2 separate regions of the Homo sapiens genome follow, and region 1 is linked to region 2. A link is an interaction called in ENCODE POLR2A ChIA-PET data of the cell type or tissue named here. Cell type or tissue: GM12878. All regions are shown on one strand. Each heading gives the region's core, and the rest is flanking DNA. Links, peaks and the distances in the headings are about the cores only.

Evidence for each region. ChIA-PET counts read pairs that join two places held together with the same protein. Peaks named below come from ENCODE experiments on the same cell type or tissue, not always from the same donor. Only the 100,000 strongest peaks of a DNase experiment are listed, where the experiment ranks them.
Region 1: POLR2A ChIA-PET joins it to region 2 with 5 read pairs; 8 of 35 experiments call an interaction of 5 or more read pairs at or near these places.

What each region holds. Positions count from the first base shown.
Region 1 is chrX:24,055,825-24,058,636 of GRCh38, reverse strand. It overlaps EIF2S3 (eukaryotic translation initiation factor 2 subunit gamma), which reads right to left. Exons shown (of 12, transcript NM_001415.4): 3 at 1,089-1,216; 4 at 883-1,004. Among named protein-coding and RNA genes, the nearest start is that of EIF2S3, 2.3 kb to the right of the region's middle. In GM12878, for the core only: no CTCF peak of the experiment used is centred there; no DNase peak of the experiment used is centred there; H3K4me3 peaks cover 1,228 bases.
Region 2 is chrX:24,185,457-24,188,268 of GRCh38, reverse strand. All of the region lies in intron 5 of ZFX (zinc finger protein X-linked), which reads right to left. Among named protein-coding and RNA genes, the nearest start is that of ZFX, 37 kb to the right of the region's middle. In GM12878, for the core only: no CTCF peak of the experiment used is centred there; no DNase peak of the experiment used is centred there.

The DNA of each region.
Region 1 (2,812 bases), core at 105-2,604, 130 kb after region 2:
TTGCTTGAACCCAGAAGTGGAAGCTGCAGTGAGCCAAGATCGCACCACTGCACTCCAACCTGGGCAACAGAGACTGTCTCAAAAAAAAAAAAAAAAAAAAGAAAGAAAAAAAAATATATGCATTCAGTATTTTTAAAAAGTCGAAATTAATGCAAAAAATCAATCATAAACAAAATACAATGCCATGCTGAGCCAAAGCAAAAGGGGAAAAAAATTTAGTAATAGAGTCTGCCCTTATTTAAAATTCTGATTTATCACATTTTTTGCATTAATTTAAAAAAAACACTGCATTAAAATATTTATCCTAATTACTGAGTTTTCTGGCATACCTGCCACCGCCAGGCCCACTTACATTTTGGGCTTGAGGTGAAGGCCTCACTTGTCCCTCCCTGGTCCCAGCCCTGCCCCAATCTAAACATTCCTTGTAGGGCATCTCCAATCCCCATAAACATCACTAGACAGGTGTCAGTATCCTGATAAAAAAACAGGTATGCAATCATATTCAGAAAACAGATGGGGAACAAGTTCAAGTGTTTTAGAGAAGTAATTAGAAATGGCTCTGTTTCTCTCCTATTTAACATACAGAAACAGCGCTGTTTAAAAGAAATTCAGGAAGCCTAGAAAAAGAATCCCTTCAATCCAATGAGTTGTTTTTCTGTTTTGTTTAAGTGATACTTTTAGTTTGGAGAAATTGCATGTAAGTATTTTAACTTAGGTTTAGATGCTTGACTTTTCAGATTTCCCATAAAAACATAAACAATGGAAAAACAACAAAACCATTTAGCCATTAGGTTCACCGTTTAACACCTCGATATTTCAAAAAGCACAAAACAGAAGACAATAAAATATAAAGTGTAGTGTTTGTAGCAAAAGAGAGGTCACCTGACTAATTTGAAGTTCCCTTTGGTCCCTGGAATGTCCGTAGGAAACTCGTCAGGTGTACTGCTCCCACAAGATCTATAACATTCTGGCCGAGGGCAACTTGGGTCATCAAGCTTATAAATCTAAAATTTCAATAAAAAAAGATTTTGATTTGTTATCTGCACAACAATTAAAGTTAGTTTCTCGTTCCACAGTACACAGCTTACCTTAGCATTAGCATATCCAAGCTTGATTGTAATATTTCTTTCTAGTTCATTTTTGAACCTGACAGTATGAACTCCAGAAATAGCTTTGACGACTGTGGATTTCCCATGAGCTACATGACCAATTGTACCTATGGACAAAGTTCAAAAAATTAATTCATGTGTATTTAATTACATACCAAATATTTTTTCAAATAGTGTTAAGAGTAGAAAACCCAAAGCCAGCTGGACACGGTGGCTCACGCCAGTAATCCCAGCACTTTGGGAGGCCGAGGTGGGTGGATCACAAGGTCAAGAGAGCAAGACCATCCTGGCCAACATGGTGAAACCCCATCTCTACTAAAAATACAAAAATTAGCTGGGCGTGGTGGCGCATGCCTGTAGTCCCAGCTACTGGGGAGGCTGAGGCAAAAGAATCACTTGAACCCAGGAGGTGGAGGCTGCAGTGAGCCGAGATCGTGCCACTGCACTCCAGCCTGGCAACAGAGCGAGACTCCGTCGCAAATAAATAAATAAATAAATAAATACAATTAAAGCCAAAGCCATAACTTGCTGTAAATATCAACATAAAACCAACAGTGACTTCAATTTTTCCTCCTCCATACCCCTTCCTACTAGAAACGTGTTCTCATATAGGACTTAAGAGAAACTTCCATGTAACTAACAGCTTTACTTAAAAAATATACTCTGGGACAGACAGGGTCTCCTGCTGCTGCCCAGGCTGGAATGCAATGCCCTGATCACAGCTCACTGCAACCTCAACCACCTGGGCTTGAGCAATCCTCCGACCTCGGCCTCCTTAGTAGCTGGGACTGCAGGCATGCACCACCACGCACAGCTAATTTTTTGTATTTTTTGTAGAGATGGGGTTTGGCCACGTTGCCCAGGTGGTCTCCAACTCCTGGGCTCAAGCAATCCACCTGCCTTGGCCTCCCAAAGGGCTGGGATTACAAGCATAAGCCACTGCACCCGGCCAGAACTTTATATATTAAGGAACCTTCCAGCATTTCCAGATTAAACAGGTATGATGGGCCCTGACACAACAAAAAGGGATCTGTGAACAAACAAGGAAACAACCTAAGTTTAATTGCAACTTGTTCCGTTGATCAAATTATTGGGTCAATATATGCACAGTAATTTGCTTTAACTGGTATAGTCTTAGCATAGGTTGTTCGGAGGTTAGGTTATGCTCCAAGGTCACCTCAACCAAAATTTTTAATGCAGGGGCAGTAGTTCAAGGCCTGTAGGCTTATTTGGGCTTTGTTTGCATTAATAAATTAAAGCTCCAGACTGTAATACTGTAACTTTAATAGCCTCATGGTGGAGTCTTACTTTTTAACTAGGTTAAAAACTAGTCTTACTTTTTAACTTACTTCTGTACTTTTTAACTTACTTTCGTACAAACTGTGCTGTTTGTACAAACTCAAAATGTCCAAAATTTACACTCAGTCAACGTAACTTCTCCTCTAAAGTTCTAGGTGCCAATTAAGAAAAAAAACCTTCTATTTAATCACAGCTTGTACATCAAATAAAACTTTCATAAATTCTGCCCTTGAAATAATCCTGTGTGTCAAGTACAGCCACATTTTTCACCTCTTCCTTAAACTTCTGCTACATATGACTACATACTGCCTTATGCTATTAAACTTTTCTTATGTCTCCATTTTTTCTTCTTACCGAGTCTGTAAGCTACATGTGGGCAGCATTCTTTGTGCTCCCCCTGCACC
Region 2 (2,812 bases), core at 139-2,638:
TCAAGTGAGCTTCCATAGAACTTCAGTTTATAACGCTTTTGTAGCATTTGTCTCCCTCAAGCGTACCAAAAAAAAAATTTTTTTTTTTTTTGAGACAGTCTCACTCTGTCACCAGCGTGCAGTGGCTAGAGTGCAGTGGCATGATCTCAGTTCACTGCAACCTCTGCCTCCCGTATTCGAACGATTCTCCTGACTCAGCCGCCTGAGTAGCTGGGATTACAGGTGCGCACCACCATGCCCGGCTAATTTTTGTATTTTTAGTAGAGACAGGGTTTCACCATGTTGGTCAGGCTGGTCTCAAACTCCTGACCTCGTGATCCGCCTGCCTCGGCCTCCCAAAGTGCTGGGATTGCAGGCGTGAGTCACCGTGCCCAGCCCCATCCTCTTAGTGCTTCTAAAGTACTTTCTATATCTATTTACATACCTTCCTACACTCAACTGTAATTGCCTGTTTCTGTTTATCTTCCCTCCCAGACTGTGAACTTAAAAAGCCAGGGACTTTGCTGTTTATCTCCAACCCCTAGTGAGGTTCGCAGCTCATTATGGCTGATCAATAAATGTTTTCTGAATGAATGAAGGCAAAAGAAAAATCAACACTGGCAAGAGTAAAAGTGATAGCGTATATATGATTCCTTTTTCTCATGTAAATACAAATTTGAAAAAAATTAATACTTTTCAGTTAGAAAAACAACAGGATGGGGTTTGGAAGCTGTCTGGGCTTCTGCTAGAATGAGTTAAATAAAAAAAATGCTTAAACCCTCCCAACAAATTATTGTTTAACATTGTTGAAATTTGGAATTCATTATTATTGTAAATTGTAGTTATCTTTGGAATTCTATTTGCCTCCCCCATCTACCAATAAGCACTATTTATCATGAACTCTACTGCTTTGTAGTATTAAATTATACACACATACATACAAACATACAAACACAGAGAGAGAGACACAGAGAGAGAAAGGGGGGGCCAATAAGAGAATTAAGAGTGGACACTTTGGAATAAAACATAACTGGTTTCAAAGCCTCACCCTAATGCTGCTGGGAGTGACCTTGGAGAAGCTATTATTCGAGGCTGCAGTGCACTATGATCAGACCTGCAGATAGCCACTGCACATCTACAGGCATGTATGTATGTATGTATGCCTGGGCAACACGGTGAGATCTCATCTCAAAAACTAACTATATTTTCAATTCCGGCACATAGATATCATTTATTGAAGATTTACTATTACCTATTTTTATCAAGAGACAATAGCTACTGGTAGGGAAGAAATTTATCGTTAATGCCTTGGATGAGGCATGATGTACACGGACTTTCAGCTATAACATTCATATATTCACTTATTCAACAAATATTTATTTCATACCTAATATACATACGGTGTGATGGGGAAGATACATAAGCAGCAAAGATGCAGTAAATAGTTCCTGTCCTCAAGAAACATATAATTAACTTAGAAGCCAATCATAAAATCTAGATTGCAAAGACTGAAGAAGGCAGTCATCCTGACCTCAAAGGTAGCTATATACTGTGACAATGAACATCTGTGTCTATATACACAACCATGATATTATAAAGAATGAGGACTGCTTCATCATCATTTATTGTTGTTTTGTGTGGTTTTTTGGTTTTTGATTTTTTTTTAAGAGATGGGGTCTCGTTCTGTCACCCGGGCGGAAGTACAATGGTATGATTACAGCTCACTGCAACCTCGAACACCTGTGCTCAAGGGATCCTCCTGCCTCTGCCTCCTGAGCAGCTGGAACCACAGGCACATGCCACCACACCAGCTAATCTTTTTTTTGGGGGGTTGTGGGGAGTAGAGATGGAGTCTCGCCATGTTGCCCAGGCTGGTCTCCAACTCCTTACCCTCGAGATCCTCCCACCTCAGCCTCCCAAAATGCTGGGATTACAGGTGTGAGCCACCTTACCTGGCCCATCATCATTTTAAATGAGACGTGCAGAGGGAAGAAACCTGCCAAGATGGATACTAAAGACATTGTAAAAGCTGTTTATTAGACACTCAGATCCAGTAACTTACTGAAATTTTTAAAGAAGAGAGTAGAAAAGAGAGTACTTGGACATCTGGCCACATTTCTGACCTAAAGATAGAGTGTTTAATAAATATAAGATTCAGAAATACTACCATCTCTCATCATAATATGAAAAGCATTAAAGTTGACTACCGATAATGGTATCTTCACATTCTCTATCATGGATTAAATCAGCCCATAGTTCCTCTATATACTTACGACAAAACCTTTGTTAATCCTTAACTTCTGAAATCAATATAGGTGTTTTAGGGGGGTTTTGGGAGGGGTTGTTTTTTTTTTAAGAAACAGGGTCTCATTCTGTCGCCCAGGCTGGAGTACAGTGGCGCAATCAAGGGTCACTGTAACCTCTGAACTCCTAGGCTCAAGCGACCCTCCCCCATCTCGGCTTCCCAAAGTGTTGCGATTACAGGCATAAGCCATTGTGCCCGACCTCAATATAAGTTTTAAGTTAAAATGCATCATTAAGGCCGGAAGCAGTGGCTCACGCCTGTAATCCTAGCACTTCGGGAGGCCGAGGTGAGCAGGTCGCTTGAGGCCAGAGTTTGAGACCAGCCTGGCCAACATGACGAAACCCTGTCTCTACTAAAAATACAAAAATTAGCCAGGCGTGGTGGCACGCGCCTGTAGTCACAGCTACTCAGGAGGCTGAGGCAGGAGAATCACTTGAACCTGGGAGGTGGAAGCTGCAGTGAACCAAGATCATGCCACTGCACTCCAGCCTGGGCGACAGAGCAAGACTCTGTCTCAAAAATAAATTA